Regions from separate parts of the Homo sapiens genome. Here region 1 is linked to region 2. Evidence: chromatin loops called from intact Hi-C (ENCODE). Cell type or tissue: heart right ventricle. All regions are shown on one strand. Each heading gives the region's core, and the rest is flanking DNA. Links, peaks and the distances in the headings are about the cores only. Region 1 overlaps DOK5 (docking protein 5). Region 2 overlaps PFDN4 (prefoldin subunit 4).

Region 1 (15,719 bases), core at 5,195-13,194, 430 kb after region 2:
TTAAGGGAGGAGAAGAGACATCAGGAGAGTATCTAAAGGAGGTGATTCCTGAGCTGACTCCTGAAGGGAAGGTAGAATTTAACCACATAAGTAATGGGGAGAACCTTTGGGCTTAGGAGCAGATGTGCAATGGATTTCCAGGCTCTTGGAAATGCCTGGGCTGAATGGTGTGGTTTAGGCTATGTTGAGGCCTGAGAAGGGAAGGGTGTCAAGATCAGAGCCCCCCAATCTAAGAAGTTTGGCCGTTAGCATGAGGATATATAGTCCCTTGACCGGTTAACTCAGGAGACTAGGCTGGATGTCCCCCATGGTTCTTCCAACTCTAACGTTCCATGATTCTTTTAAGTTTTTCTGACATAGGAAACAAAATGGGTTATTTGTAATTTTTGTGGTTGTTTTTTATAGAGTCCAGGGACATGATTTTAGTAGGTTATACGGGGTCAGGAGTATGGGTCACGTGTAGTATACAGTTTGTTCCACCATAACACCATTTCTTTTCTTTTCTTTTTTTTTTTTTTTTTTTGAGACTGAGTCTCGCTCTTTTGCCCAGGCTGGAGCGCAGTGGCATGATCTCAGCTCGCTGCCACCATGCCTGGCTAACTTTTGTATTTTTAGTAGAGACGGAGTTTCAACCATGTTGGCCAGGCTGGTTTTGAACTCCTGACCTCATGATCCATCCACCTCAGCCTCCCAAAGTGCTAGGATTACAGGCAGGAGCCACTGCGCCCAGCCACACCACTTCTATATTGCCACTGAGCTCAGATGTATTTGAAAAATTGGAAATTCACTACAATATTAAGGTTGTGTTGGTTCCTAAGCAATTTTTTCTAAGAAAGGGAAGCCCAGATTAGAAGGAGTGAAATTGTAACCTTAAGCTGGATAGGAAAAGGTACTTACAGACTGGTGCACAGGCATGGCCTCTTCCAGAAGATGAACCATGAGCACAAGTCCCTGGACTCCCTCCCTATAAAGGGGTGTGCCCAGCCTTTGCAGTCTTGCTCAGCTCCTGTTCATGTGGCTGCACAGCCACCATTGCCAGCTTTCTGCAATAGCCCCTTCTCTACCTCTGTCACCTGGACTTCCTCAAGCTGGCACTTCCAATCAAGTGTTTTCTACATTTTTTATAACCCCAAATCAACCTCCAGTCTAGCTGGGCTGTGCAAACTATCCCCCAAAGTAACAATGACTCTGGTTGTAAATAGGCATACATTTGAATGGCCAACCCACCCCCTGAATTTTCCCACAATTTTGTGAATGGGAGGTTTTTCAAGAACTTCTGTGTCACCTTACAGGGGAAATCCCCATACTTTACAATTCTATGGCTCAGGGTAATTTTTATTTTTACTTGTTAATGTGAAGATATTATATCTATTGTAAAAAAAAAACTATATAAAAATATATTTTTTAAGTAGGAAGACTGTAATCCTTCTCTCCAAATACACTAAATCCTCATTTAATGTTGTTGATAGATTCTGTGGCTTTAGCAGAAGGACATACAGCAAAACCAATTTTCCCGTAGGCTGATTGAAATAAAGAAGAGTTAAATTCCTATGGCATATTTCTGGTTACAAAAACATTACCAAACTTCTAGATAAAGACAAAAACACTTCTAATATTACACATTGAAATAAATGTGAGCTATACGTACATTTGAGAAAAGATTAATCAAAACAAGACGATTATTTACCCAGTGGTTCCAGTTCAGGGTCACGGGTGGCCAGAGCCCACCATCTCTGCAGCTCTGGGTGCCAAATGGGACCCAGCCTGGACAGGATGCCCTCCCGTCTCAGGACACACTCACCCATACCCACACCCACTGAGACAGGGACCATTTAGACACACCAGTGAAGCCAACAGGCAGTTTTGGGATATGAAAGGAAAGCGGAGGACCCAGAGAAAACACAAGCAGGCATGGGGAGAACGTGCCAAATCGACACAGACAGTGACCCTGCCAGGAACAGATTTCTATATTCACATTGAAGTTGTAATGAAACAAAGCTGAATGCATTGACGTTATTTGAGGACCTGCGGCGCTCCAGGTAACCCAATTTCAACTCTTCCAAACATGAGTGCTAACTGCTATTTCCACCAGGGCGGTACATCAGTGCCACTTGTGGCCCTCCACTGGTGGTTGATATCAAGGATAGAGGGACTCAGGGCGTCACAGAAGAGGGAGCGGAAACCTGCCTACTGGATTCTCACCAAATGACTTCCTGCGTCTTTTCTCCCTGACACAATTATGCAGACATTTCTGCATTGTTATAAGGCTTTTCTTTTTGTCCAAAGACAATTAAAATGCTTCTTTCATAAAATTAGATGTTTTTCCAAAGGGTTGAGAAAGAACTAGAGAGCCCGGCTTTGTACCGTTCTCCTCTTCAAAACGCGGCGTTGCTGTCATTTCACTCTTGATCCCAAATCAGCTTTCTGAAAATACAGTCAAATCATGCTGGGCTGCCTAAATATATTTGCAGTGAAGTAGTGAATAATTTGAAGTGACTAGTATTCCACAAATGTTTTCTTTATATGAAATTTTCTGTTAAATTAAATAGAATCTCTTTATATCAAGAAAATCAAATAACCCCTACCTCTAAATTGAGTTCTTTTCCTTCTTTTATTTTTTGAATTCCATGCAAATGAAATAGAATGTTACTAAAAGTCACTGGTAAATCGTTCTGGATTTTTTTAGACTTTCATGTATACAGAAATAACCACTATGAGAAGCTGACGAGGTGAGGGATATGTTAATTAGCTCAAATGAATTTTTTTATAGTATGTACATAGATCAAAACATCACATTGTACTCTATAAATATGCATACTTATTATTTGTCCATTAAAAATACATTTTAAAAATTAAAAACAAGAAACAGCTGCAGAACTTTTCTACTAGCTTAGTACTTAGCTTTTGGACCTTTTCATCTAAAAGTTTATTTTTAGGAAAAGTTATCCTCATGGAATCTAATCCTGTGTGATTCCACTTGGGGGCATGTTTTGGTAATTGTGGAATTATGATAGGGACAGGGAATTCGATTCAGCAAATGTAAATTCAATGCATACAAATTAAATTTTCTTTTGAGTGAATATTATAATCTTTTTTTCAAGTTGAATCTCATGAACTACAATGAGTTTTGGTCTTCAACATATGAAGCCTCCTATTATTTTGGCTTTACTGAGTGAATTATGCCTGAAACTACCATGCTGAGGGGATGTGTACAGTGGAGACTTTTTTTTCTTTAAGAGATTGGAAATTTTTAAAAAAAAAATCCTAACATGGGCATTGCAATTTCTAATTATCATCATCATCATCATCATCATCATCATCATCATCATCATCTCCATCTCCATTTTTCCCCTTTACCTATTTGTTACTAGGTAAGTCCAAGTAGGTATCATCTCATCAAACTCTTATACTTTCCAAATGGATAGGTGTATAATTTCGACAATTTTCATATGAGCAACTAAAATGACATTGCACTAGGTCTGTAACCCCCTGTGTCTCCTTCGTGGTACGACATATAAATGTTTCATTTCCAATTCATGTAAATCTTCCATCTTTGCCAAGTATTACATTGTGCCTATGTGTAGTTAACTGGGCCTTGAATGGGAGGATACTTAAATAGCCGTCAGCTCTCGCCAATGTGAAATTACCTCCCAATGAACATCTTGCATAAATCTTTGTGGGTGAATTTTTTTAAAGATGGGAATGGATTATTTGATATTCAAGCATCCAGGAAATTCAACTTTGCAAATAGTCACTTCTTACACAATGGCATAATCAACCTGCGTCATGATTGTGTCTAAGACCAGGGCTCAGATACGGGGGTGCCTGGAGGTCTGCTTCCACTTGCACCCCCATTCTTCTTGCATGCGTTGACCCCGTTCACCTTTCCTTTTATTCTACCCATCCTACAGGCTCTTTTCTCTCTGAAACTTTCCTTCTTTTGTATAATTCTTTCCCCGATGTGGTTGGTCAGGCTGTTGACTGCTCTCTGATAATCTGGGGGACTAGAACTGTGTCTTTAGAGTTGCCTGCTGCCAAAAGCCATTTCATCTTTTTTCCTCCCTCAATGTCTGGAACAATGATTTGTCGACAATACTTGTTCAAACAGACTTTTATTTTTTCTTTCTGATGCCAGAACACCCAACACAAGTCAGTTTAAACTGACAAGAATTAGGCTGGGTGTGGTGGCTGACACCTGTAATCCTAACATTCTGGGAGGCCGAGGTGGGTGGATCACCTGAGGTCAGGAGTTCGAAATCAGCCTGGCCAACATGGAGAAACCCCATCTCTACTAAAAATACAAAAAAAAAAAAAAAAAAAGAAAAATTAGCCGGGCGTGGTGGCATGTACCTGTACTTCCAGCTACTCAGGAGGCTGAGGCAGGAGAATTGCTTGAGCCCAGAGGCGGAGGTTGCAGTGAGCTGTGATCGTGCTACCACACTCCAGCCTTGCTGACAGAGCAAGACTCCATCTGAAAAAAAACAAAAACAAAACAAAACAGAAAAACCCCAAACTGAAAAGAATGAAATGGCTAATACAATTGAAAAGTCTGGGGCCAGCCTCTGGATTCAGTGGGATCCAAGGTCTCAGTGGAGTGTGTGAAGATCTCTCTGCTTTTCTTGGCTGTCTTCTTCTGAATGGTGTCTACTCACTGTCACGTGGTCCCTTTGTAGTTCCAAGATAGGCTCCAGTCCCATCTCCAGCCTCTTAACAACTCCACGAGAAATCATTCAACACATGTTACTTGTATATCTATTACATGCAAGGCAATATTCTGCACTCTGGGGATAGATCAATGAACAAAACAGTCATAAATCTTTAGCTTACTTCTGCTGATTCTCTCTTCCACAAAAATGCTAACAATGTCTCAGTAAATTATTTCGGAGTGGTCTGGCATGGGTCACCAGCCCAACCCTAAAGTGAATGGGGGAATCAGCCCCACCGGGACTAGAGGGACTTAGCTGGGTTGGAGGGAAGTTCCCCAAAGGAACGTCATCAAGGCACTGTTGCCAGCAGGGTAAAGAATGGATGGTGCTAAGTAAGCAAAAACAGTAGCTGGCCACCATGCCCACCACCTTCAATCGATGTTCATTGATTTGCAGCCTGGCCAGCTCTGTGGTTCTTTTACTCCATGCTCTCCTGTTTCCTCAGTCAGGCCACTTTCGGCCCCAGTGTTGCTGACGCACAACTTTCTTCCCTTTGGCTGCAGCTCCAGATGAAGATGAGTGAGCGGGCCGCCTCGCTGAGCACCATGGTGCCCCTGCCTCGCAGCGCCTACTGGCAGCACATCACACGGCAGCACAGCACGGGACAGCTCTACCGCTTGCAAGGTAAGCGTGGGGCTACCTGTGTCCAGGGTGTGGGCCAGGCCTGGGAGTACTGGGGAGGGGGCTCAGCTCAACTCGCAGCTGCTGCATGCCAGCTGGTTAGTGCCCTTCCTCCAAAGGTAGGACCCCCATCAAGGCCTCACACACGAGGCACTTAATCTTTGTAGAGCCAAATATCTGTATGGCTCTAGAGATATTTGTATCTATCACAGTGTCCGGGGGGAAGTCACTTAAAATGAAGATTCTTGGGTTTCATCCCCAGAGACTCTAGATCTTAAGGCATAGGATGTGGCTGAGCAATCTGCACTTTTAACAGACCGTACACAGGGTCTGGGCGAGGGGCCAGGGACCAGGCTACAAGAAATGATGTAGTGGACTGATGAATCACAGCATCAGCATTACTTGAAGTCTTGCTAGAAATGCAAATTTCCATGCCCTTCCCCAGACCTACTGAATCAGGAGCTCTGAGGGTGGGGCCAGGCCACCTGTATTTGAACAAGTCCTCCAGGTGATTCTCCCGAGAGCTCAGGTCTAGGAGCCAATGTTTTGGTGGATGGGGCCCTGGACTGAGGCCAGAAGCCATGGCTTCAGGTTTGCTGAATGACTTTAGGCAAATCCTAGTAAGCTCTTCTTCTAGAGAAGTGGTCTCTGAAGCATGATGCAGAACAGCCCATAGTGTGGACAACATGAACAATGAAAAAATCTGCTTAAAATGGCCAGGCGTGGTGGCTCACGCCTGTAATATCAGCACTTTGGGAGGCCAAGGCGGTCAGATCACCTGAAGTCAGGAGTTGAAGGCCAGCCTGGCCAACATGGTGAAACCCTGTCTTTACTAAAAAAAATACAAGGCCGGGCGCAGTGGCTCACGCCTGTAATCCCAGCACTTTGGGAGGCCGAGGCGGGCGGATCATGAGGTCAGGAGATCGAGACCATCCTGGCTAACACAGTGAAACCCCGTCTCTACTAAAAAACACAAAAAAATTAGCCGGGCGTGGTGGCGGGCGCCTGTAGTCCCAGCTACGCGGGAGGCTGAGGCAGGAGAATGGCGTGAACCCGGGAGGCGGAGCTTGCAGTGAGCCGAGATAGCGCCACTGCACTCCAGCCTGGGTGACAGAGAGAGACTCCGTCTCAAAAAAAAAAAAAAAAAAACAAAATTTAGCTGGGCGTGGTGGCATGTGCCTGTAATCCCAGCTGAGTCAGGGGAATCACCTGAACCTGGGAGGCGGTGGTTGCAGTGAGCCAGAATTGCACCATTGCACTCCAGCCTGGGCAACAAGAGCAAAACTCCATCTCAAAAAAAAAAAATTCTATTTAAACCTATCCTTTCAAACATATTTGTTTTGTTTTGTTTTTCATTTCATAGTACATAAGAATAGCTTATTATGTTATGCGCCTTTGTGGGGGATACTTGTAAAAAAACTCTTTTTTTTTTTTTTTTTTTTTTTTTTTTGAGACAGAGTCTCGCTCTGTCGCCCAGGCTGGACTGCAGTGGCGCGATCTCGGCTCACTGCAAGTTCCGCGCAAAAAAACTCTTTAATGATGAGGTACAAGACCACCAAACTGGAAATAGAGTGCACTGGACTACACGTAGTTTACGTGCAGAAATTTGCTGAATAATTGAATGCAAGAATGAATGAATGACCATGGAAGACTATGGCCTTAGTCCTCCATGCTCGCTCTGAACCCTCAGTCCTCCATGCCCGCTCTGAACCCTCAGTCCTCCATGCCCGCTCTGAACCCTCAGTCCTCCATGCCCGCTCTGAACCCTCAGTCCTCCATGCCCGCTCTGAACCCTCAGTCCTCCATGCCCGCTCTGAACCCTCAGTCCTCCATGCCCGCTCTGAACCCTCAGTCCTCCATGCCCGCTCTGAACCCTGGTCACAACAGCATTTTTTTCTCAGTCTTTGCTGTTGGTCCTTTCTCCCCCAGGCAGCTTTTCCTGTATGCTGCGCCCGTCCCTCATCCTAGTTAACTCCTGCTCACCTCCAGGTCTCACCTCCAGCGCCCCTCAGGCTCCAAGAAAGCCCTCAGGACTTTCTTGTAACTGGAGTGGACATCTCTGATGACGTGCACTCATAAGATGCAGATGATGGCCGGTTTTCATTTCATATTTATGTGGCCAATTGACTCATGGTCAGCTCTCCCAGGAAGCAATAATGTACAGGAGGGCAGGAGAGCTGTGCCTCCTTCTATCTTTATCATTTTATCCCCCGGCACCTTGTATGCCTTCCATCAGGATTTGTCGAAAGAATGCATAATGTTAAGAAAGCACTGGGGGTATTTACATTTTAGTTTTCATGACTCTGTGCTCTGTTCACTAGCAGAGAGCATGGCACATAGCAGATGCTGCAAAAAAAAAAAAAAAAAAAAAAAAAAAAAAAGATACTGAGTGCCTCTGTGAGCAGCTGAGCAAACGACTGAATTAATAATTGACAAATAAGCTTACCTTCCAAGATTTCTCTGCAGAGAGAGTGAGTTAGATTGGGTTGTCACAATGCCACTGATTCTCACTTAAACTTCAAAAATGTTTGCAATATTTGAGTTATATCATCACAATTTTTGTCATATACATACCAGAATGTTACTCGATTTTACTCTCTTCTATTTTAATATACTTCTTTAAAAAAAGCATATTTTACTACCTTAATACTGTTATATCCACTGGTTATACTGTTTTTTTTTTTTTTTTTTTTTTTTGAGACAGGGTCTGGCTCTTCGCCTAGGCTGGAGTGCAGTGGTGCGATCATGGCTCACTGCAGTCTCAACCTCCTGGGCACCAGTGATCCTCCTGCCTTAGCCTACCAAATAGCTGGGACTACAGGTGTGTGCCACCAAGCCCAGCTAATTTATTATTTTTAGTAGAGAGGGTGTCTTACTATGTTGCCCAGACTGGTCTCAAACTTCTGAGCTCAAGTAGTCCTCCTGCCTCGGCCTCCCAAAGTGCTGGAATTATAGATATCAGCCACTGCACCCAGCTAGTTATGCTTTTTAATAGACAATAAAATAAATAATAAGTATTGAAGATTTAAAAGATGTTCACAGAGTACCTAAAATTATCTTGCTTATCAAAAGTGGCTATTTAAACAAGTACATTTAAAAAAAAAGTTTTATTCTTCTACCTATACTACCTACCTTCCCTCTCCCCTACTTTTCATACCCCTTAGAAAAAGGAAATAGGATTGGGAAAAGTTAATGACTTGGGGGCCTGGGGTGTGCCATATGATGAAGTTACAGAGCCTTTAATTTCTTCTTGTTTTGCTGATGATTATGGGTTGTAATTCCTCTGGCCAATTCACCTACATTGATGAATTTCAGGCTTTTTTTTTTTTTTTCTGGCAAATCTGGAGGTTAAGGTTGGAAATCATACAGACCCTTAAGGAGGAATTTAACAAATTGGTTTGAGAATAATGGTCATTTTCTTCAAATGTAGTCTTCGAGAGCCCCCTGCTGGTTGATTTGGGAATTATCATTTTACTACAGTTTTTGGTGGGGAAAGGGAGGTGGCTGGTTTTGACACGTGCCACACAAGACATACCTAATCTACCTTCACTGCTTCTCCCACGTCGTTTTAAAATTTTCATAGAAATTCTCTTCTATGATTATGCAGATACAAAATCAACATTGGAAGTAGGTTTATAATGAAAACTGTCTGGGCGTGGTGGCTCACACCTGTAATCACAGCACTTTGGGAGGCCGAGTTGGGTGGATCTCCTGAGATCTCGAGTTCAAGACAAGCTTGGCCAACATGGTGAAACCCCACCTCTACTAAAAATACAAAAATTAGCTGGGCATGGTGGCGGGCGCCTGTAATTCCAGCTACTCGGAAAGCTGAGGTGGGAGAATCGCTTGAACCCAGGAGGCAGAGGTTGCAGTGAGCCATGATCATGCCACTGCACTCCTGCCTGGGCAACAAGAGTGAAACTCTGTCTCAGTTAAAAAAAAAAAAAACAAAAAAACTATGGAAGAAACTTACAGAAGCAATCAACAAGTTTATGTTGAATACTATTCACTGGATTCTTTTAGGAATGCATTGGATAAAATAACAGCAGTTACATCAGTAGCATTTCCCAAATTATGTTCCTTGGAAAGCTAACTCTGGTAGACAGCACCTTTCCCCTAAGAAAGGTTACTGTGGTCAAACGCGTCTGGGGGAAATGCTACATGTTAAGTTCTCATGGAGAGTCAGAAAACAAATCAATAATTTCAGGGCTCTGAGATGCCCTGCAATGAAAAACCTGATTAAACTTGTTTAAACCAAAGCTCTGCACATCTATTTGGACATGAAACTTCTTTTCCTTCTTGTTATATGAATAAGCATTCACGTGCCACCAGTGCAGTGCTGAAATCTCAGATTTCATCATTACGAGGGAGACAAGCCATATTCAATGGGGTCTTTCTAAAAGCTACTCTTTCTGAGGACCTACTGTGTACCAGCTTTCCGCTGGGACCTAACATACATGATCTCATTTAGATCCCAAAACAGCTGCCCGAAAGGGTATTTTATTCTCATTTGCTGTTAGGAAACTGAGAATTTGAAGGGTTATTAATGGGTCCAAGACTACCTATCTAGTAAGTAACAAAGATTTTAAGGTTTTTCTCTCTCATTCTTCCATCCATCCATTCTTTGTTTACTCAGTAAACGTTTATTGAGCATCTAGTTTAGGCCAAGCGCTGTGCTAGATGACAGACATACCTGGGACTCCTAGGCAGGGATATTCCTTCCCTCTCGGAGCTTATAATCTAATGGAGAGTCACAATCCATAATCAAGCAGACATAGTTAATTTCAGATTTGGTATATGGAACAGTGGAAAAGAAAGTTTTTATGATAAAGAAAGTGAGGCAGAGCTGTTGGTTTTGAGAAGATGCTGACAAAGGGACTTCTTGAGATGGGGTAGTCAGTGGAAGCCCCTGCAACACCCCAAGACCTTAAGTCTAAAAGAGGCAGCCATACCGAGAGCCAGGGGAAGGCATTCTCCATAGAGAGGTCAGCAAATGCAAAGGCCCTGAGTCAGAAATGAGCTGCGGGCATTCAAAGATCAGGAAGGAGCCAGTGTGGCTGGTGCCTAAGGGACATAAAGAGACAGCCGGGGTGGTGAATACAGGTAATCAAGACTTGCTTATTCTAAGTGTGAGGGGAAGCATTAGAGGGTCCTCAGCATGGCAGTGTCAGATTTAATCGATATTTTCATTCAAGGGATTGCAAGAGAACAGGAGAGGAAGTGGGAGACTAGCCCCAAGGCCGTTGCACATGAGCACCGGAGTGTCTGGCCTCAGTACAATGTTCCTCTAACTCTCTCACCTCCTTCTCAAAGTTATCATCTCAGCAATCTTTACCCTTAGGCCAAGGTGCTTCATTGCTCCAGTGTTTTCCGAACTCTTCTGTGGGAATTGCCTTGGAAGATAGCATCACTGTTTCAAAACAAAAACAAGAAAAACTAGGCACCTATATCATAGATCGGACCTAAGATAATTTGAGGAAATCAAAGAGTGGCACTAAACAGTTGTGTCACTGAACCAGGCGTCTTCCATGTAGCCTTATGGGGTTCTCCTGACAACCATGGGAGTTGGTGAGAGTGGGACTATGGTCTCCATTTCAATGACTGAAGAAACAGAGACCTTTGGAGGTTAAGGTCTTACTCCAGGCCACATGGCTGGTGGATGTAGGCGAGACCCCCTCCCTACAAAAAATCCAAGAATTAGTCACGTGTGGTGGCACACACCTGTGGTCCCAGTTACTTGGGAGGCTGAGGTGGGAGGATCACCTGAGCTCAAGAGGTTGAGGCTGCAGTGAGCTGAGATCACGCCACTGCACTGCAGCCGGGGCGAAAAAAAATACATACAAATAAAATAAAATAAAATAAAAACAACATTGTTTTGAATGTGTGTGGGTGGGGCGGACATGCTCCACTGGCTGCAATCCTGTTTCTTGTGCCTGCTTGATCCACACATTTACTCACCAAGGCTGCGGAAGTTTGTTCCAAAGGCTTTGCGGTGAGTCCTGAGATCTTCACCTAGCCGTGTACATTTCTTTGCTTGCGGTAACCGTTGGCCAGCAGGTGGCAGTAGAACCTCTAGTTTTTGTTAAATCAGGGACGCATTATCTACAGGGATTGGCAAACAATGGCTTGTGAGCCAGATCCAGCCTGCTGACTATTTTCATTAATAAAGCATTATTAGGACGACATTCATTACATATTAACTGTGGCTGCTTTTGTGCTACAGGCAGCAGGGCTCAGTAGTCGCAATGAGACCATATGGTCTGCAAAACCTAAAATATTTAGTGTCTGGCTCTTTCTAGAAAATGCTTGACAACCCTTATATTATTAATATGTCACAAAGGGGGCTAATAGGGATCTTGTGTGTTGCCTTCTTGACTTTTTAAACTCTGTTTGGTCTGAAATCTAAACCTGAAATAATAAAGGCTAAATGAATTTTAGGAAGTTCTCCTTAACATTTACAAGATTACCAAAGTATAAGCATAAGACTGCCTTATTGCTGCTCAGGTTTCCAGAATATTCTAGCTAAAAGTTTCCATAGTTCTGTTTCTATCTCATTTCTCCTGAATACCCTGGATATGGGGATTGATGCAGATGAAAAATTAAGGAAGAAAATAATTGCTAATGGACTGACCATGGCTCAGCCCAAAGGCCACATGCAAATGATACGTAAATCATGCAATCTCTGTGACTCATTTACATATCATCCTGAGAGGCCTTTGGAAAAAATTCTGCCTTAAGTACATTTACTTATTTCTGTTATAGAGAAAGTTGTTGCCACCTAATTTGATTGTGGGCTTTCTTGAAATGTAACTGTTGATTTTAAATTCTTTTTGGAAAAGATGTTTCCAGCCCTCTGAAGCTTCATCGAACAGAGACTTTTCCAGCCTACAGATCTGAGCACTGACAGTAACTGCCAAGAATTGTTAACACACTTGTGATGTGTCAGCCACAGATTCACCCAGGAGGTCACAGAATGACAGCAAGGGAAATGACGACCAAGAGAAGAAGCTTAAAGTCCTGGCTAATTGTGTGGTCATTGGAAAACTCTGCAATACAATAATTTTCTTTATTTTCTTTTTCTTTTTTAAATTCTTAGTGTAATTGAAACGTGCTCTATAGATATTGACTCTGTGTTCCCTCTTTTACAGCTGGACAGAAAGAAGTCAATGTCACGAAATGATTTTCTATTGTAGATACTTTGTCCCTTGCACTTCTCTGAATCTGTCCTTTTGTGGATTCTTGTGATTTTCCTTCCAAGTGTTTCAGTTGTATGACAGTCAGTATTGACAATAAAATGGCTTTTAATTATTTGTTATTTGTTTACACCCTATTCCTCAGTTATTATTACTGTGGTTCTGATTAACTACTGGAAATTATATTTGATTATATCACCAATTAGTTAAATCAGTGCTTCGACTCACTCTTATCTGTTCTGTTCAAAACTATTTGTTCAAAGAACCCGTTAGTGTTGTTTACAGGGTTACAGTTTCTCTCACATGCTTTCCTCACCCCTTTACCCCCCTTTTTGAAAGCCTTTATTTTGTTCGGAGTCTCTTCATAAAACATTTGAAAATAAAAGATCATTCTTCACCCATATGTTCTTTGGATTCTGGCAACATGTTTTTCTCTATCCTAGGTATTTCTGAAGGGTGTGTGGACATTTTGCATGTGAGCTGTGAGTGTATTGTGTGTTGTGTCTAATATGAATCCAACCATTCACGCATTTGCTCACTCATTCATTAATGTGGTCTGTATTGAGCATCTATGAGTTTCCGGCACTGTACTGGAGTTCAGGGATGTAGAAATCAAAAGACAGTCTTTGTTGCCAAAGACCTTAATTCCAGAAGAGTGCCACAAGAAAATCAAGTTGGAAATATCATACAGTGACACCTGCCAAATGGGCCCCCAGTGGCCATGAACTTCTAAAGAGAAGGTCAGTGCTGGATGTGAGTTGAATTTTGTGAGCACCTAAAGTTAGAGTTCCTCTAAAGCTGCAGAGCAAGCAGGGATGGCGCCTGCCTGGTTCACTACTCTTTGCCAGATAAAATACAGGATACCCAATTAAATTTGAACTTCAGATAAGCAATGCATAGTTTTATAGATCTGAGTTAGCTGGGATTTCCTAGCACACTGCTGCTCAGGATATGTTTTTTAAGCGGTTGAGAAATACTGGGGAAAGGATTGAATTCAACTAACAATTAATTAGTAGATTAGGGTATATAAATTGTTTAGTGCTAATGGCTTCCCCGAAATGCATGTGTGTTCTCTCTGGGTTCTCTGTAGCTACTTTTCACACAATTTTAGCTGATCCTACTTCTCTCAGGGGTCTTCATTTTTGTCTTTTAAAAATTTGGTTTGCCAGGCACATTTGATAATTACTTCACTGTTCATTTTCCTGACTTTATCTGGTTCTTATTTATTTTCTTTCTCTAAGACTGTCTCATCAGAGATTCTCCATGATTCCCAGGGCCTTGGCAGCCAATGGGAGAATTACGTTGAAGAAGTAGATAAAGGAAATGGAATTAAAGAAATAATTATAATTTTAATGAAGTTAAAATTACTGAAGCAAGCCTCAAGCTAATGAGTGTGAAAAGAAATGTTGCTGAATGTAGGTAACTAGAAGTGAGAACCTCTTTGAGGATTTTTAAGAAAAGAAACGTATTGACAGAAAAGAGCATTCGATTCGGTTATGCTATCAGCTTTTATTTATGGCCGGGCACAACGCTAAGTGCTTTTGTGGTATTATCTCAATCGCCCCAATAGCTCCATGAGGTAAGTATAATTATCTTCATTTTACAGACGGGGAAACCGAGCTCAAGGAATCTAAATGATGTAATTAATATGCCCAAGATCTTTTACCTATTAAATGATAGATTCATGTTTGAACTCAGGTAATCTGATTCCTAAATCTGCTTTGTAAATCCCTAAGGCTGGCTTCCTTAGGGGAAAGCAAACTTATTCTGTAAAGAGTTGAGATGCAAATATTTTAGGCTTTCTGGGTCATATGGTCTCTGTTGCCTTCCGGTGCAAAAGCAACCATAGACTGTTTTGTATTTTGTTTTGTTTTGTTTTTTGAGATGGAGTCTCGTTCTGTTATCCAGGCTGGAGTGCAGTGGCACCATCTCGGCTCACTGCAGCCTCCCTCTCCCAGGTTCAAGCAATTCTCCTGCCTCAGCCTCCTGAGTAGCTGGGATTACGGGCACGTGCCACCACGCCCGGCTAATTTTTTTGTGTGTATTTTTAGTAGAGATGGGGTTTCACCATGTTGGCCAAGCTGGTCTTGAACTCCTGACCTCAAGTGATCCGCCTGTCTCGGCCTCCCAAAGTGCTGGGATTACAGGTGTGAGCCACCGTGCCCAGCCTGCTTTTAACATAGATAAACAGATAGGCATGGCTATTTCAATTAAACTTTATTCACAAATACAAGTGGCAGAGTTGACTCTTATTTCTGGATCCCCTGCTCTAAAATAAAAACCTCAAATGCTATCTTATATTAATTTCACAGTTTCAGGTAGAAAACATAAGAAATTTAAATACTTTACTATCTGGCCTTAAATAAGGGGAGTGATAATTTGAAGTGATTTCGATTTTTTTCTAAATCCCTACCTCAAGTAGTGAACATAGTGTGAGAAAGTTTTTCAAAGCTGTGGTGGATTTTTACCTAATGCACACTAAATTCTAAAGCATTCGTGGTAACTTGCAAATAAACTGGGGTCTGGAGGCTAAACTATGATGTTTCTGTTTTAATTACATATTAGAAAAAGCAACTTTTTTCTTTTGGTGGGAGGTGAGGATGGGGGAGCAGGGAAGTAAATCTCATATTCCTCTTTGCATCCTCAACTCTGTTAAAAATATCTTTTTTTTTACCCAGTTTAAGGCAGGATATTGCAGTAGTGATTAAAATGCTCTCAAGGAAGACTGCTTGAGTTTCTGAAATTTATTCATTCATTTTCCAAGTACTTATTTAACAGTATATATGGGTATGCCAGGATGTATACAGGAAAAGTGTGTTTGCCTTCACCATGCCTGATCCACAGACTCAATTTGTAAGCCAATTGCTCAGGAAACAGAAAAACTAACAAGAACATACATTTGTATGAGAAGACATTTTATTATTTCTTCTTTGGGCAATCTTGACTTTTGAGAAAGAGAATACTTTATGAGCTTGAAATACTGTATAAACTATATTAAAGAAAATCTTTCCTTTGGTCCTGGAAAAAAACACATAGATGTTCAGATTTCCATTAAGACAGCAAACTGGAAATTTCCCTTTGATATTCAGGTTTTAAATTCTGTAGATTAAATACTGGGCAAAGGTAAGTCTGCCCATCTTCTCATGAAAATCAACAGTTGGCTGATTTCACTGCAAACTCATTGGATCAATCTGTTGTG
Region 2 (15,719 bases), core at 4,187-12,186:
CCAGGGAATTTTAATTTTTACTTTGGATCCCGAGCAGGCATATTTCTCTTTGGCCTAGCAGAATTTCTTTCTAGATCTGGATCTGTTCTTTGTAATGATTTTTGATAAACAATATTCAGGATGTAAAATGCTTAGCTATCATTTGACTGACTCCATCATCAGGCTTTCTCCTACATGTTCATTTTATCAACCCTATAAGGTAGGAACTAGCCTCTCCATTTTACAGATGAGAAACCTGAGGTGGTTCCAAAGAATTGGGTAATTTGCCCAAGGTTCCTGTTTGCTTGGATTGGATTGCAGCCTGACTCTTCCCACCACTCTGTGTGCTGCCTCAGATACTATAGGATATGAGTTCTTCCTAGAGTTCTTCTGACTTTGAGAGTAGCTACAGCTGGTTTCCCTGAAGGCAGGAGTTCCTAACCTTTTGGGGTTGTGGATCCCTTTGAGAATCTGGTGAAAGCTATGAAGACCTTCCAGAAGGATGCACATACTATACATGCCATTTTGCATACAGTCTCTGGGTATATCGACCTGTCAATGTCCATTGACCACCCCCACCCCCCAGTTAAGAATTACCCACTTCTGGCTGGGCGTGGTGGCTCAAGCCTGTAATCCCAGCACTTTGGGAGGCCGAGGCTGGTGGATCACCTGAGGTTAGGAGTTCAAGACCAGCCTGGCCAACATGGTGAAACCCCTTCTCTACTAAAAATACGAAAATTAGCCGGACATGGTGGCATGTGCATGTAATCTCAGCTACTTGGGAGGCTGAGGCAGGAGAATGGCTTGAACCCGGGAAGTGGAGGTTGCAGTGAGCCAAGATCATGCTACTGCACTTCAGCCTGGGCGACAGAGTGAGACTCTGTCTCACCAAAAAAAAAAAAAAATTACCCACTTCTTGCCAAAATGCAGCTTCAAGAAATGTAGGAATGTTCTAGGACAGTGAGACTAAAACAGAAGCCTCTGTTAGCCATCAAAGGCACTGACATCTTACTGTCTGCTGTAAATGGCACTCCACTGGGCGGCATGCAGTATATTTGACTCACACATCAACTTTAGCCCTTAACCCCAGTGGGAAAACCACTGTAAAGATCTGGATACCAGGGGCCACATGTGTGCTGATGCCTGTGGTTTGGTGGGGCTACAACAGGAAATTCCTGCTTTGGAAAGACAGAAAGCAGATAGCCAAATTCTCTCTACCACATTTTGGAAACTATGTGTTTGAGTCTGATCAAGCATGATTTAGATTCAAATTCAGAAACCATGTATTAGCCTTAGTTATGTGCCAGGCAGTCCTGCACTGGATCCGTTCATGTGAATGGCTCTGTTGAGCCCTCACCAAGACAAATACATCTATAAATGCCTGTTGGGGGTTCAATATTTAAACAAAATGGCATATACTCTTCAGGCAAACAGGAACTCTTCAGAATTCTCTGCTGTCTATTTGCGTAGGGAATTGACAGTTCTCACTTAGGCAAAATGACTTGTGTGCCAAGATATAGACTTTGGTTTCTTGAGCGTAGCTCAGTGTTCCCCAACTTCCATATTCATCAAAATTATGCATACGGTTGAACACTCAAAGCTAGACATAGTGTGATGTAAAGGATTTTTTCAGGCTATCTTCTGGGTTGTTGAGGTGGGGCATAATGCATGTGAAATTGTTTCTTGGAATGAGAGCCTAACAAAGGGGAGGACTGTGTTATATTCCGACCACTGAGCTCTGTATTGCTTGACACTGCCTTTCAACCTCTGAGAAATAAAAGTTCACATACCTTAAGTCGATGGTCATGAGAGACCAGGTCAGGGATGGAGTGTGAATGTTGTGAGCTCATTACTGTTACTGCAAAAGAGCCAAAAGTAGTGTTTCAGTATGAACTATTTTTATACACACACAAATATCTTTTCTTCTTTAAACTAGAATCAGGTGCTCTGGTTTTCATTTTATAAATGGAAGGGAAACCCTAAGGAGAGTCTGGTTTTATGTTTTAGCTTTATTTTTTAAAAATATATGGTACCTCCTTGAGAATCTGATGAAAGCAGACATCCTGCTGCCTCTTCCAGATGTGCCTAAGCCTGTGTACACACTCACACACACACGTGCACACTCACAGAGACGCACGTTCACATTCAGTTACCGAGAACTCATGGACCTGTCTGACCTCTGAAGCCAGTCTGCCTGGGTTGAAATCAAGTTCCACCACCTACTGGCTCTGTGGCTTTGGCCATATTATATAAAGTGTACCTCAGTTTCTCAATCTGTAAAATAGTGCTGGTGATCCTCCCTAATAAGATGGATTGCAGGATTAGCAGAGATAATAAAGTACTTAGGAAGTTTTGGCACATAGTAAATTCAATCAGTGTTAGCTATTTTTTTATTATTTCATTGGTACTTTATGTTATCCAAGTACTCTTTATTTGCAAATTTGTAAATTTAATCACATTAAATATTAATTTTTAAATACTAAACATTCAATTTTCATCATTTTTTAGTAAAGTAGACCTTATTAAGACATTTAAACAGGTCCTACATTATAAACATAATTTTTGCTGTGAATGGAATAGAGCCACTGAAATGTACAGTGACCCTTTAGCCAGTAAGCTCATGCAAGTTTTAGCTCTAAGAAAAAAAAAACACTACTCTGAGACATTTACCAATATATTTGACCATGTAACTTTTTGTTTCCTGGGTCATCTTAATGAAAGAATGCTCCAACTTGAGAAATTCTGCTCTGTGCCAAAAGTTGGCTTTTTTTCTTTCCTTTTAAAAGGACTTATTAATTGTTCTTTATGTTTGCAATATGTTTATAGCTTAGGAATTATTTTATGGAGTATCAGAAAAGGTTATAGATTTACAAACAAACCTTAAGCTTGTGGAGCAAAAAATAAGGCATTTGTTATGTTCTGTACTTCTTGTGATTCTTGACTATATGAGTGCAAATGGCTTATTGAGTTATTGTTGAGAAATATAAAAAGCTAACTGATAACTTCTCCGTTAAAATTTTACAAAAACTTAAACACTTCTTTCAGGCTGCAGAAGATGTCAATGTTACTTTCGAAGATCAACAAAAGATAAACAAATTTGCACGGAATACAAGTAGAATCACAGAGCTGAAGGAAGAAATAGAAGTAAAAAAGGTATTGAAAATAATTATTAGAAGAATAAAATTTTTTTATACTATAGCTACTAAAACTGAACTCAGTTAACAAGTGAATATATATTTCTCTGGGCTGTTTGTTGCAGATGAATGACGCGATCCACTCTAGTTAAGCAGAAAGTCATTTTTTTTTTAAGGGATATGCGATAACTTACAGAGTTGTTGAGGAGCTTGAGTCTAGACCGAGGTTCCAGGAACAAGTCTCGGAGAACTTGGCTGGCGGTGGAACAGCTGTTGCCTCCACTGATCCCAGAGTCAGCTGTCTTCCCAATGAGGAAGCCACCCTTGCAGACTTAGGAACACCAAGCTGCTGCTGCCAGTGCCACCTACCCCAGTAAATCTGGGGCCTGTGTCCAGCCGTCCCCCTTGAGTTGAAATCCAGCTCAAATGCATTTGATTGGTGGAATTGAAGTTATTATCACTTATGCATGCTGGCAGAACTTTCATTACCCGCATGATTTACTTACACCCTATCAGCAAGCAAGGCTGAGAAATGTAGGCTGGTTTTTTTGGTTTTGTTTTTGTAGGAAGGCAGAATTCACAAAGTCAAAAATTGTTAAAATAGAAGAAATTTTGAGTGACCATGTGCCTGCTGTCCACCACAGGGCGCTTATTGTCCAGAGGACAAAGCTTTAGGTAGCTCTAAGTGCTTGCTTGTGAAATGTCTTCTAAAAAGTTACAAATTAAGGTCTTATTCTAATGTGGTAATAATACCTTTGTGAGAGGGTCCCTCAGAGAGTTGCTGTCCCCAAATTACAATTGGCCTTTAGCTTCTATCAGAGAACTTTGAGTACATTTTCTTTGCCATTTTGCATTTATAGAAACAACTCCAAAACCTAGAAGATGCTTGTGATGACATCATGCTTGCAGATGATGATTGCTTAATGATACCTTATCAAATTGGTGATGTCTTCATTAGCCATTCTCAAGAAGAAACGCAAGAAATGTTAGAAGAAGCAAAGGTATGTTAAAGGTTAATTCTGAAATTAGAATTTATATCACTATAAAGAACATGTAATTATAGATGTAGGGAAATAGTAGATGCTAGCTATAGCTAATATTTACTGCCTTGTTATGTCCCAGGCATGCTCCGAATGCTTTGCCAGCAGGATTTTGTTGAATCATAACGATGACCTGTTATCCCAATTTAGGGACAAAGAATAGAGGCTTAGAGAGGTTATGGGATTTATTCAAAGTGACACATAGACAGTGGTCTTCTGACTCCAGAACCTTGCTCAAAACTAAAAGTATTTAGAAGGTATAGCATATATTGAAGCAGAAAAGAAAAATCCCCTGTAATTCTGCTATGCAGAGGTAACCATTCATAGTGAACATTTTCCTGTATTTCTTTTATGTTCTCTCTGCCTCTCTCCGTGTAGTTTGCTTCCCAGTTGGGACAATTAATGTTCCAGGAGGAGCATTTTTGCTGGTTTCATTGAATGTTTGTTTGTCCAGCAGATACTCATTGGAAGCCTGCTCTGAGCCTGGCACACAGGCCTTTAAAAACATCGTTTTTGAAGACTGTTTAATATCATGTTGATGGTTATCAATTGGGGTCACGGGTCTTATTGTTAGCATTAATTTGTTTCCAATATTTTGCTGTACTAATGTTACTGTGAGCATTCTTCTACATAAATCTTTGTTCACATTTAGAAAATTGTTTTGAGGAAATAATTAGAGAAATATAATTACTGGGTCAGTCAGCATATGAGTTCTCTGATAATATCTGAGACATTTGATACATGGTATGAAATTTTCAGTTCACATGCCTTCTTACTATTTGGGAGGGACAGCCACGTTGTTTGTCTATGAGAAGCAGATGGCAATTAAACCTTTCCTAATGCTTTTGCTAATTAACCTGATTGCTTAAAATGATAGTCTCTCTTCAAATGTCATAAAAAGCAAAACTTCGTATGAATGAAACCCACATTTAGTAAGTCTTCAGAAGAACTATCACTCCTGGGTCTTTCCATGCATAAATCTTATATGTCTCCCTTATGTTTAAATCTTTTCTTCTTGGTCAAATTTTGTGATTTTTGTTCTTTTTATTTGTTTAACCATTTAAAAAACATTTTTATTGGAAGTATTCCCAGATAGCTTATGGTTTTTGTGGCTATTGTGAATCCCCTGCCCCATACACAGATAGCTACTGAACTTTTATTTTATTTTATTTATTTATTTATTTATTTATTTTTTGAGATGGAGTCTTGCCCTGTCGCCCAGGCTGGAGTGCAATGGCGCAATCTCGGCTCACTGCAACGTCTGCCTCCTGGGTTCAAACAATTCTCCTGCCTCAGCCTCCCGAGTAGCTGGGATTACAGGCGCCCACCACCACGCCCAGCTAATTTTTGTACTTTTGGTAGAGACAGGGTTTCACCATGTTGGGCAGACTGGTCTCGAACTCCTGACCTCGTGCTCGTGATCCACCCGCCTCAGCCTCCCAAAGTGCTGGGATTACAGGCGTGAGCCACCACACCCGGCTGAACCTTTCTTTTTTTACTCATTCTAGAATTCTAGAATGAATGGAGTGCTTACTCTGTATCAGGTTCTGCCATGTACTAGGGATAATTGGGGACAACAAAACCTGCCTGGCCCCTGCCTGCATGGAGCATATAGTCTAGATGGAAAGAAAAAAAAGTAAACAAAACTGATAATGAGTAGAAAGTGATATGAGGATAGAGGTGGCTTTAAGAACACAGGAAGAGGAATCTACACTAGTCTGGACATCAAGGGTCAGGGAAGGGCTCCCAGGGAAAGTGATGGGATAACAGCTGAGGAATAAGTGGCTATTAGCCAGAAAGGGGCGGCGGGGGGCGGGGGGTTCTAGTCGTGAGAAGCAACATGTGTGAACGGCCATAGGATGACGGTGGTGCAAACATAGACCTGCAAGAAGATGTATTTGCTGGAGATTGGGAGCACCTGAAATTGTGGCCACATCTTGGAGAACTCCAGTCAGTTGAGTTGAAGAAATTGTACTTTGTCTTAGCAGGGGTCAGCAAACTTTCTGTGAAGGGCCAGAAGTAAATACGTTAGGTTTTGTGGGCTGCACAGCCTCTGCCATAATTACTATGAAAGCAAGATGAGTGAATCTGCGTGGCTGTCTTCCAATAAAACTTGACAAAAACAAGCTTCAGGCTAGATTGGGCCTGTGGGCTATAGTTTGCCCACTCCCGTCCCAGAGCAAAGAGGAGCCTTCAGAGATTTTTGGAAAAGAGAGAGATGATTGGACTTGCGATATTAAAATGACTTTCTAGTGTCTTATTTTACTTATTAACCAGGTTTTCTCGGTATAGAAATTTAGAATTTATCCCTTTCTAGTAGCCATATGTCTTATTTTTGTTTCTTGTTTTGTAACAGTGATTCTCAAACTTAGCATGCGTGAGAATCACAGTCACCACAGGGCTTGTTAAAAATCCAGGTTGCTGGGCCCGACCCAAAGACGATCTTTCAGGTGGGCTGAGGTAGGGCCCCAGAATGTGTATTTCTAACAAGTTCCCAGGTGATTTTGTCCCTGACACTGGTCTCGGGGCCACCGTTTGAGAACCATTGGCTAGATTTCTAAAACGGCAACACTGTCAGTATTAGATATTCTTTGGTTTCTAATGTTAGTGGGTATTTGGTTTGTGTGATTTCATATTTTTTTGTCATGTTTAGGAAAAAAAATTGTTTTGATCCTAGCCAGGAAGGAACTTAATGGCTTTTTTTTTTTTTTTTAAAACAAAGAGTATATGTTAAAATTTATTTAATCTATTAATGAGGGAAGCATTAACATTACAAAACTGGTTTTAGAATTGAAGAGGCTAAGTATCTATAGATAGGTAGGTAGAAAGAATTGTCCTTTGGAATTGTATTTTCTTTTTTTTAATTATAAATTGACAATTTATAATTGTATAAATTTATGGTGTAAAACGGGATGTTATAATTTATTAATACAATATGGAATAATTAAATCAAGATAGTTAACATGTCTATCACCTCAAATACTTAGAAAATATCTGAGTTTTCACTGGGCAAAGCTGCTCTTTCTTACAAATGAGGCACTTTTTACCACTCTTTTCCAAAGTTTAGCTCCAGAGGCCTCAAAGTTAGTGAAAATTTCTGCCAGATTTGGATCATAAGTTGTTCTTCTTAATTATTGGTGGTTGGTGGTGTGAGTTTCTATCATTTCCTGTAGTCTCATAGTTATTTTTGTTGTTGGAAAAAGCTGGGTTAGAAGCCAGCAGGCCCAGGATAAACTATTTATAGAAGTCTTTGTATTTGGTTCTTTGTTAGGAAATAATTTAGACAGTAATTTTTTACTATTTTTTAGATCAGCAGAAACTGAGAAAACAAACTTGATTTATTCTGTGATAAGCAGATATGGACCATGAATTAAAAATGCCCACATTCAGACATTTAGATCTAATTATCAGTGTTACTTAGCTGCCTGTCCAAGTTTAGAAGGTTCTTGACCTAAAATTCTTCCCAAATATTATTTCAGACACAGATGCTCAGAAATCATCCTATTGAATAGAATTAATTTAAAATATTTTTTTTCCAGAAAAATTTGCAAGAAGAAATTGACGCCTTAGAATCCAGAGTGGAATCAATTCAGCGAGTGTTAGCAGATTTGAAAGTTCAGTTGTATGCAAAATTCGGGAGCAACATAAACCTTGAAGCTGATGAAAGTTAAACATTTTATAATACTTTTTTTATTTGTTTAATAAACTTGAATATTGTTTAAAATGATAATTTTCCTTCTTCAAATGACATGGAAAGCAAAACTTTCTTTTTTAAAAATTTTCATTTATTTAATGGAAACTTGCCCATTTTCACATGTCTGCTTATTTATTTTATATTTTTAAAAGAAGACAGTATTCACCTATGTATTTTGCATAACGATTATATCAAGTCTAGGGGCTTCATGTCATGTTATTAAAATCAGTTAAGCAATCTTTTATGTTTCTATATTATTTAGAATATTTGTTGTTGCAATTTTCACATAAGAAAATTTAACAGTTGTGTCATGTTGTTTCTGTCTGATTTTAATTGCTGTCTAATGACGGGGAAAGCACGATGAAAAGATGTACAATCCTGCATCCTTGCTTATTTCACAACTAAAGCTTTGTCATAGACTTCAAAATATATATGTATATATTTTATTTAAATATATGTTACATATTATATTTAAACATACATATTTAACATTTTTTACATATCTATCAATATCAGAGATTTGGGTAAAAGAATGGGTAATGTTTAAACATGTGGAGGCATGTGGAGCTTTATACAAACAGGGCAGAACCACAGAAGAACGTTTTAGAAACCAAGAGATGTGCAGAAAGAAATGTTTAGTGTTTTTTCGTTTTAAATTTTAGATTTTATTTTAGTGCTTTGTAATTAATTGGGGTTTATATTGATAAAGATGTGGAAGTTAAACAGCTATGTATGTAAAAGTAAGGCTTATTTCTTAAATAAAGGATGCATTTCTTCCCACTCCCCCACAAAAGACAAACATTTTGGGATTTGGGAGACCTAAATGTATTAACTTTCCAGCAGATGGCACTGATGTGCCAAATGTGAATGGAAGGATCCTAACACAACAATGAGATTGTTAGGATTAAATATACATAATTTTAGAGGAAATATTTTTAATTTTTAAGGCTAAACTGCATATGTATTTTTTGGTTCAGTGTTTATAAACATGAATTCAGGCTTAAAGATAGATGATTATATAATTTCTAAAATTCTTAATACTATAAAGGCAGTTTTTTCTTTTCTTTTTTTTTTTTGAGATGGCATCTCACTCTGTTGTCTAGGCTGGAGTGCAGTGGTGCGATCTCGGCTCACCGCAACCTCCACTTCCTGGGTTCAAGCGATTCTGCCACCTTAGCTTCCAGAGTAGCTGGGATTACAGGGACTTGTCACCACTCCCAAATAATTGTATTTTTAGTAGAGACATGGTTTCACCATGTTGGCCAGGATGGTCTCCATCTCTTGATCTTGTGATCTGCCCGCCTCGGCTTCCCAAAGTGCTGGGATTACAGGCGAGCCATTGTGCCCGGCCAAAGGCAAATTTTTAAATTGCTGCAAAAATCTTCCCAAATAGTGATATTCCAGTTCTGGAAAATGACTCTTACCAAAAAAATGCAAGGATATTTTTTTCTTGCATCCATTTGGTTAATGTTCAGTTAGAGGATTGAGGCTGGGGAGGTAGTCAATCAAGTTGCAGCAGGAAATAAGATCAGAATAATTTGAGGAAACTCTCACCAAAGTTAACAATGGTGCCGGGTGACCACTAGGGTCCTTTTGGACCCTCAAAGGCCAGGGGAGAGAGCAACTGCCCACTTCACTCCCTGACCAGGGAAAGTTGCTTTTCATCTGGGGAGGAACACAGCCAGCCTGTGTCATACCTGCAGTGGTAGAGCCAGGGGACTAGACATCCTGACCTCATTCTCCCTCCAAAATCCACCTGTGTCCCACCATTGGCCAAACCCAACCAGAATCCGGAGGTGGTCCATAGAAGTCAGTCGCCTGCAGGGCCTGGGAGGGGTGGGGAATGGATAGGTCTGGGGATCCCCCAGTGGAAGATCTAGCATAGGAGGGCGACTAAAGTTTAGCCCTTTAGAAATGTTAACAACGAACACTCGCCTGACATGGGCCAAGAGACTGAACTATGTAATTCACTGGGACTTCAAATTTTGTCCTGCATATTATCAAGAAAACCTAATACAAAAACCCAAATATCTAACATCAGTGGGATGGAAGCGTGTGATGTTGCTAACTTCATTTTCTTAACTTACCTGTGACATTTTAGAACATTACAAATATTTGATTCCCATTTTAAGTTCATTTCTAAAGCCTTTGCTTATTTTTGTGAATAGTAACTTCCCTGGGCTAGCTGAAGACTGGGGAACAGCACGCGGTGCATCTGAAGGGAAAGGAAGAAATGTCAGCTTCAGCCAGTAGTTGCGACAGAGGGAAGTTTTGATCTGGATTTGTCACTAACTTCTTTTTTTTTTTTAAGCAGGAATCTTGATTTGCATGTGCAATCACTCTTTTTAGACTGGGCCACTATTTGTTTTTTAAAGCAGTGCAGGCTACACAACAGATAATTGCACAACAGATCTGGCCCTGAGACTGCCAGGTTGCAAAGTCAGGTGCATAATATGATACGTCATGTGCAGGCTTTTCACAGGAAGTGGTAGTAGAAGTCTTCTGAGCAGCTATGCTTTGCTGCTGACTGTAATGTTTCATTATCTCTCACATCCATTAATTTCTTTCCATCTCCACAACTACTGTGATCCTTGTCCAAGCCTTGTGAGCTCTAGTCAAAAGCATGGCTAAGTAAGGGAGCAAGGGGATGGAAAAGCCATTTGAGGTAGGGTTTCGACAGGGGGTCTCTAAAGGGTTTTGAATAGAAAGGAGCAGTACTTTTTAATAATTTGGCAGTTGTTAGGTGGGCTTTACTGTAGAAAGATGGAGGTAGAAATACTGGATGTTATTGTACCTTTTCTGGTGAGCCGAATCAGTTGGCTGAAGAAAAGATACACCAGGACTTAGAGAAGGGGTGAAATGAACAAATTTTGTCAATGATTGGAGAAACGAAGGTGAAGCTAGAAGGAGAAACCCAAAGAGAAGTTGGTTTTGAGCACAGGCCAGTACAGCTTGCAACAGGTTTTCTTTGGCTTCTATAGTTTAACAAAGAAAAAAAAAACCCTGAATTTGTTGCCACAATCAAATCCAGAGATCTCACATAAAAATGCACGGTTTGGCAACATTGAAACCATATTTCTAAAAGGCAGTCTTCAGCTGCTCATGCGTTAGACAAAGCAGGCTGTCTCCAGTTCACCCCAGTCCCCACCTAGCCCACTACCCTCATTTATATTACCTGCGTGGTGCCTGTCTGTATTTGCTTTGTAATCTCTGGATGCCTGCTGGTAGTGTAAGCAGAGGCAGGAAAGAAAGAAGTGTCTGGTTTGCAGGAAGCAGGGCAGAGGAGGGGGAGGGTGAGAGAAGGGCACGAGCTTGGCATCAGCACTTGGACTTCCCAGGGCATCAGCCACGTGGAGACATGTAATTGGCAACCGGAAAAGTGTGTTGAAGTTTAGGATATGCGGGACTAGGGAGGTATATTTGAGAACCCTTTTCATCCTACAGAAGGGCTTAACATTTAACGCACATAAAAATCACCCGGGGATTTTGTGACACTGCAGACTCTGGCTCCGTGTGGGCTCGGGCTGAGATGCTGCCTTTCTAACAAGCTCCCAGGTGACGCTGCTGCTGCTGAGCCCTGGTGCCATGCATTGGACAGCTAAGGTAGCTTGCCACGAAGAAGAGGACGTGGGGAAAATGCAGGTGGGAGGAAAAAGAAACAGCAAAGGAGACAGAAGCTGCAACGGTAATGGGAGATCCGCAAGAGTGTGGAATCCCAGAAGCCATGATGAGAATGCTGAAAGGAGGAGGGAGTGTGATCAACAGCAAATAGTACAGTGGCGAAGCCAATAAGAGCCGAGAAGATGGAGCTCTATTTGATGACTAAGAAGGCCCTTATTTCCTTCAAAAGAGTTAACCCACCCCTACTCCTTACACACAAACTGGAGCTCCAAACACCCTAGACCCCCTGACCCGAGGCCCCCACACCTGAGCCCCATACCCTTGAACCCCACACACACCTGAGCCCCACACACACCTGAGCCCCACACACACCTGAGCCCCACACACACCTGAGCCCCCCACACACCTAAGCCTCACACAAAGCTGAGTTCCCATAACCCTGAGCCCCGAAACCTAAGTTTCCCCACCCCTAAGACCCCCACATTTGAGCCCCACACACCCGAGTCCTACATATAACTGAGTCCCCATACACCTGAGGCCCCCAGACTGGAGCCCCCATATACTCAAGCCCTCCCACACACGAACTCCCCACAGAGCTGAGTCTCCATGTACCTGATCTCCCCACACCTGAGCTCCCATATACCTGAACCCTACACACACCTGAGACCCCCATACCTCAGCCCCTCCCACATCTGAGCCCACACACACCTGAGTTCCACACACACCTGAGGAATCAGCTCCCTCCCGTCAGGCACCAGTGATTCTCGGGGGTGATAATTGTGTGGTTTGAAAAAGCCTGAACACATTAGGTGCTGAGGATCAAAAATACATGAACAATTCTCTAGTTCAGCGTTTCTCCAGGTGTGAACATGGAACCAACATCACCTGGGAACTTGTTAGAAATGCCAAGTTTTTCACAGGACTAAACCCTGAAAAAAAATTCCCCCACTGGGCAATGATATTGAGCAACATAATGGTCATTGCCTTCAAAGATGACTTCATAGCAACTCTGCAGACAGGGCCCAGGGTTTTAACAAGCACTCCAGGTGATTCTGACTCAGCGAAAGAGCTGGTGGGGTTCAAATCATTCCATCTTTCTGGGATTGGAGGGCGTGGGGGTGGTGTTGGGGGAAGAGACTGGAGCACCAACTGAGAATTCTTAATGCAGATTATAGTGCTGGAGAGGGTAACAAAAGAGGGCAGCATCAAAGAGATTGACCCATCCAGTTTAGGGATCGAGGGTAGCTAGAAGCATTCCGGTTGCTGGTAGTAAACAGATTATAAAAGATTAAGCAGTAGGTGGTGTGAGACTTGGAGGCAGCAAGTGAAAAGTATTTTTACAAGAAAGTTAACAGTGGTGGGAAAGAGGCAGAGCATCACTTAATGTCACTGTGGTGCAGATGGAAAGGCTTTTTTTTTTTTTTTGGACTAGGGAACACATGAATACACACAGTAGATGAGAAGGAGCCAGGAAAGAAGATGATGGAAAAGTCAACGGACAAGAGGTAATAGTTGGAGCACATCTGTGAAAGAAAGGGGTGCTGTAGTGCTTATACAAACGGTAGACTGGGAAAACACAGAATTAGGTGTATATGTTACAAAAACTCCTAAGGAATAAATGGTAGAGAAAAAAATTTAGAATAGTGATGAACTGTAGGAGGAAGATATAGTTGGGGTAGGCAAAAACAGGAGGAGGCTTCAATAATCTTTATGTTCTATTTCTTAAGTTGGGTCATGGGTCCATAGTTATTGGTAGTCAATATGTTTATTATTAATTATTTTATGTACATGAAATTCTTCACAATAACAAGTTTTTTTATAAAGTTCTGTTGTGGCACAAACAAACTAGGAAAAATGTGCATTACTGTGGCATTGTTATTGATATTTCTGTATTGCATTCAACTACTTTTTTGTCATTTGACATAAAATGGATCATGGTGACTCTCCAGTTTTGTTTTGTTTTTTTCTTATAGAGACAGAGTCTTGCTCTGTCACCCAGGCTGGAGTGCAGAGGCATGATGTTGGCTCAGTGCCAACCTCCGCCGCCCGGGTTCAAGTGATTCTGTTGCCTCAGCCTCCCGAATAGCTGGGACTACGGGCCCATGCCACCATGTCCTGCTAACTTTTTTGTATTTTTAGTAGAGATGGGGTCTCGCCATGTTGGCCAGGCTGGTCTCAAACTCCTGACCTCAGGTGATCTGCCCACTTCGGCCTCCGAAAGTGCTGGGATTACAGGTGTGAGCCACGGCGCCCAGCTGACTCTCCAGTTTTAAAAGTAGAAAATCAGCAACAACCAAAAAGTTAAAAGTTGGCTTACAGATTTGGTATAGAAAATTGTTTGTGCAACAGTCATTAGCATCCGTTTGTATGTAGAAATTTCTGGTAACTAAGTTCTTTGATCCTCCATTCTGGTATCTAGGAATAACTCTAGTGATGGCGACGTTAACAATTAGCTTTGAGTGCTTATTGTAGGCTGTCAGTCTTCTGAATTTTTTTTATATATTCCTTCCTCACAAGAGCCCTTTAAAGTAGATTCTTTACCATCCCTCATTGTGCAGAAGTAGAGGAAGGTTTAGAGACGTTAACCTGCCCCAAGTTTTGCAGCTTACTTAGCAAATGGGTGGTTAATGAATGCACAAGTTGTACTTTTGAAATTTATTTTGTTAGATGATTTTATTTGTGTTCTGTTACTTATCCAAAGGAATTTCAGATCGGTTCTCATATAGACATATAAAAGTATATGTGTGTATATATAAAAATGTAAATATAGCATTAATAGATTAGGAAAAAAGAAAGGGAGAATAAGTTGGTCACAGAGTCCACCTTTCAGATTGATGTACTCTGAACCTCTATGTAGCTAAGACAGAGAAGGAAAAATGATGAGTAATACCACATTGGAAAGGGTGTTATATATGAATATCTCAGGAGACAAAACATCTTTCAGAGGTCTAAACCTTAAAAAAAATTTTCCCTCATTAGGCATTGACTTTGAGCAATGTATCAGATGCTAACTTTAACAAAGACTTCAAAGCAAAGGCAAGAGCAAAATTCATATGGCCAATTCTTGTAGCAATTAAACAGTTAACCTAAATCCAAGGGAAATAATTTAGAAAGAGGCCGATAATACGCAGCCAACATCCACAGATGTACCCTGAGCTAGGCATTAGATATCTTATGTACCCTGAGCTAGGCATTAGGTAAGTATTCACATACATTAATCATTACAAGGTACAAACTAGTATTATCATCATGTCCATTTACAGATGAGGAAACAGAAGCCCAGACCAAAGTTCCAAGGCCCCTAAGTGAGGAGCCAGAACTCAAACCCAAACAGTGGGGCTTCCAATCTGTCCTCCCAACCATTCTATTGCAATATTGAAGAATCTTCTTACAATCTTCCCAGATCCAAGGACAGTCCATAGGTCACTTCAAACTCAGAATTTCTCTTCAAATAGGAATTAGAGAGCAGAATAATGATGGCCTTTGTCTATGAATTAAATTAAAAGACCTTCTTCCTAGGAACCCATTTTAATTCAGTCCTATAAGATAGCAAAGGTATCAGATTATACCCACAGAACACCTGGAATTCTGAACTTGACCACTGTGCACAATAATATTGGGGGCCAGGCTTGGTGAGCCACCATACACCATATGGAGTATGGAGGCTAGGGGTGGGTAGATCACTTGAGTTTAGGAGCTCAAGACCAGCCTGGGCAACATGGTGAAGACTTATCTGTACAAAAAACACAAAAATTAGCTGGATGTGTGGTACATGCCTGTGGTCCCAGCTACTAGGAAGACTGAGGCAGGAGGACTGATTGAGCCCAGGAGGTCGAAGCTGCAGTGAGCCACGATCATGCCATTGCACTCAGCCTGGGTGACAGAGCAAGACCCTGTTTCAAAAAATAAAAATTATAAAAGGAAAGGAAAGGAAGAAAGAAAAGTATTGGGGAGGGATAGGTTCTATTGGGAAGGGACAATGAACACCACAGCCATAAATTCTGATTAATTTTGTAATAATACCTCTGACATTCACAATCTTATTGTAACTTGGAGTAACGCTGGAATTATTGGTAGAGTTCGATAAAACCTATAGTAACACAGATGAGCAAGTGTACTAGAAAACTGAATTAAACTTTTCTCAGGGTGTGATACTGATGGAAAATAATTGACCTGAAGAGGACTTGCAGTTAATTAATAATCTATTAATAATTGTTTTAAATCATTTGACTCAAACTTATAAAGTCCAAA

What was found. A loop is a pair of places that touch in the nucleus more often than their neighbours do. Peaks named below come from ENCODE experiments on the same cell type or tissue, not always from the same donor. Only the 100,000 strongest peaks of a DNase experiment are listed, where the experiment ranks them.
Region 1: a loop joins it to region 2, with 16 times the contacts of the local background. A loop is called at or near these places in 92 of 110 quality-filtered maps.

The regions. Positions count from the first base shown.
Region 1 is chr20:54,638,249-54,653,967 of GRCh38, forward strand. DOK5 (docking protein 5) reads left to right here. Exons shown (of 8, transcript NM_018431.5): 7 at 5,210-5,330; 8 at 12,167-12,921. The coding sequence ends at 12,231. Among named protein-coding and RNA genes, the nearest start is that of DOK5, 170 kb to the left of the region's middle. In heart right ventricle, for the core only: CTCF peaks have their summits at 8,763 (motif pointing left), 8,962 and 11,389 (motif pointing right); DNase peaks (open chromatin) are centred at 5,713 and 11,393.
Region 2 is chr20:54,211,327-54,227,045 of GRCh38, forward strand. PFDN4 (prefoldin subunit 4) reads left to right here. Exons shown (of 4, transcript NM_002623.4): 2 at 3,025-3,132; 3 at 3,974-4,114; 4 at 7,693-8,635. The coding sequence ends at 7,824. Among named protein-coding and RNA genes, the nearest start is that of PFDN4, 11 kb to the left of the region's middle. In heart right ventricle, for the core only: a CTCF peak has its summit at 8,689 (motif pointing right); a DNase peak (open chromatin) is centred at 11,149; H3K27ac peaks cover 2,389 bases.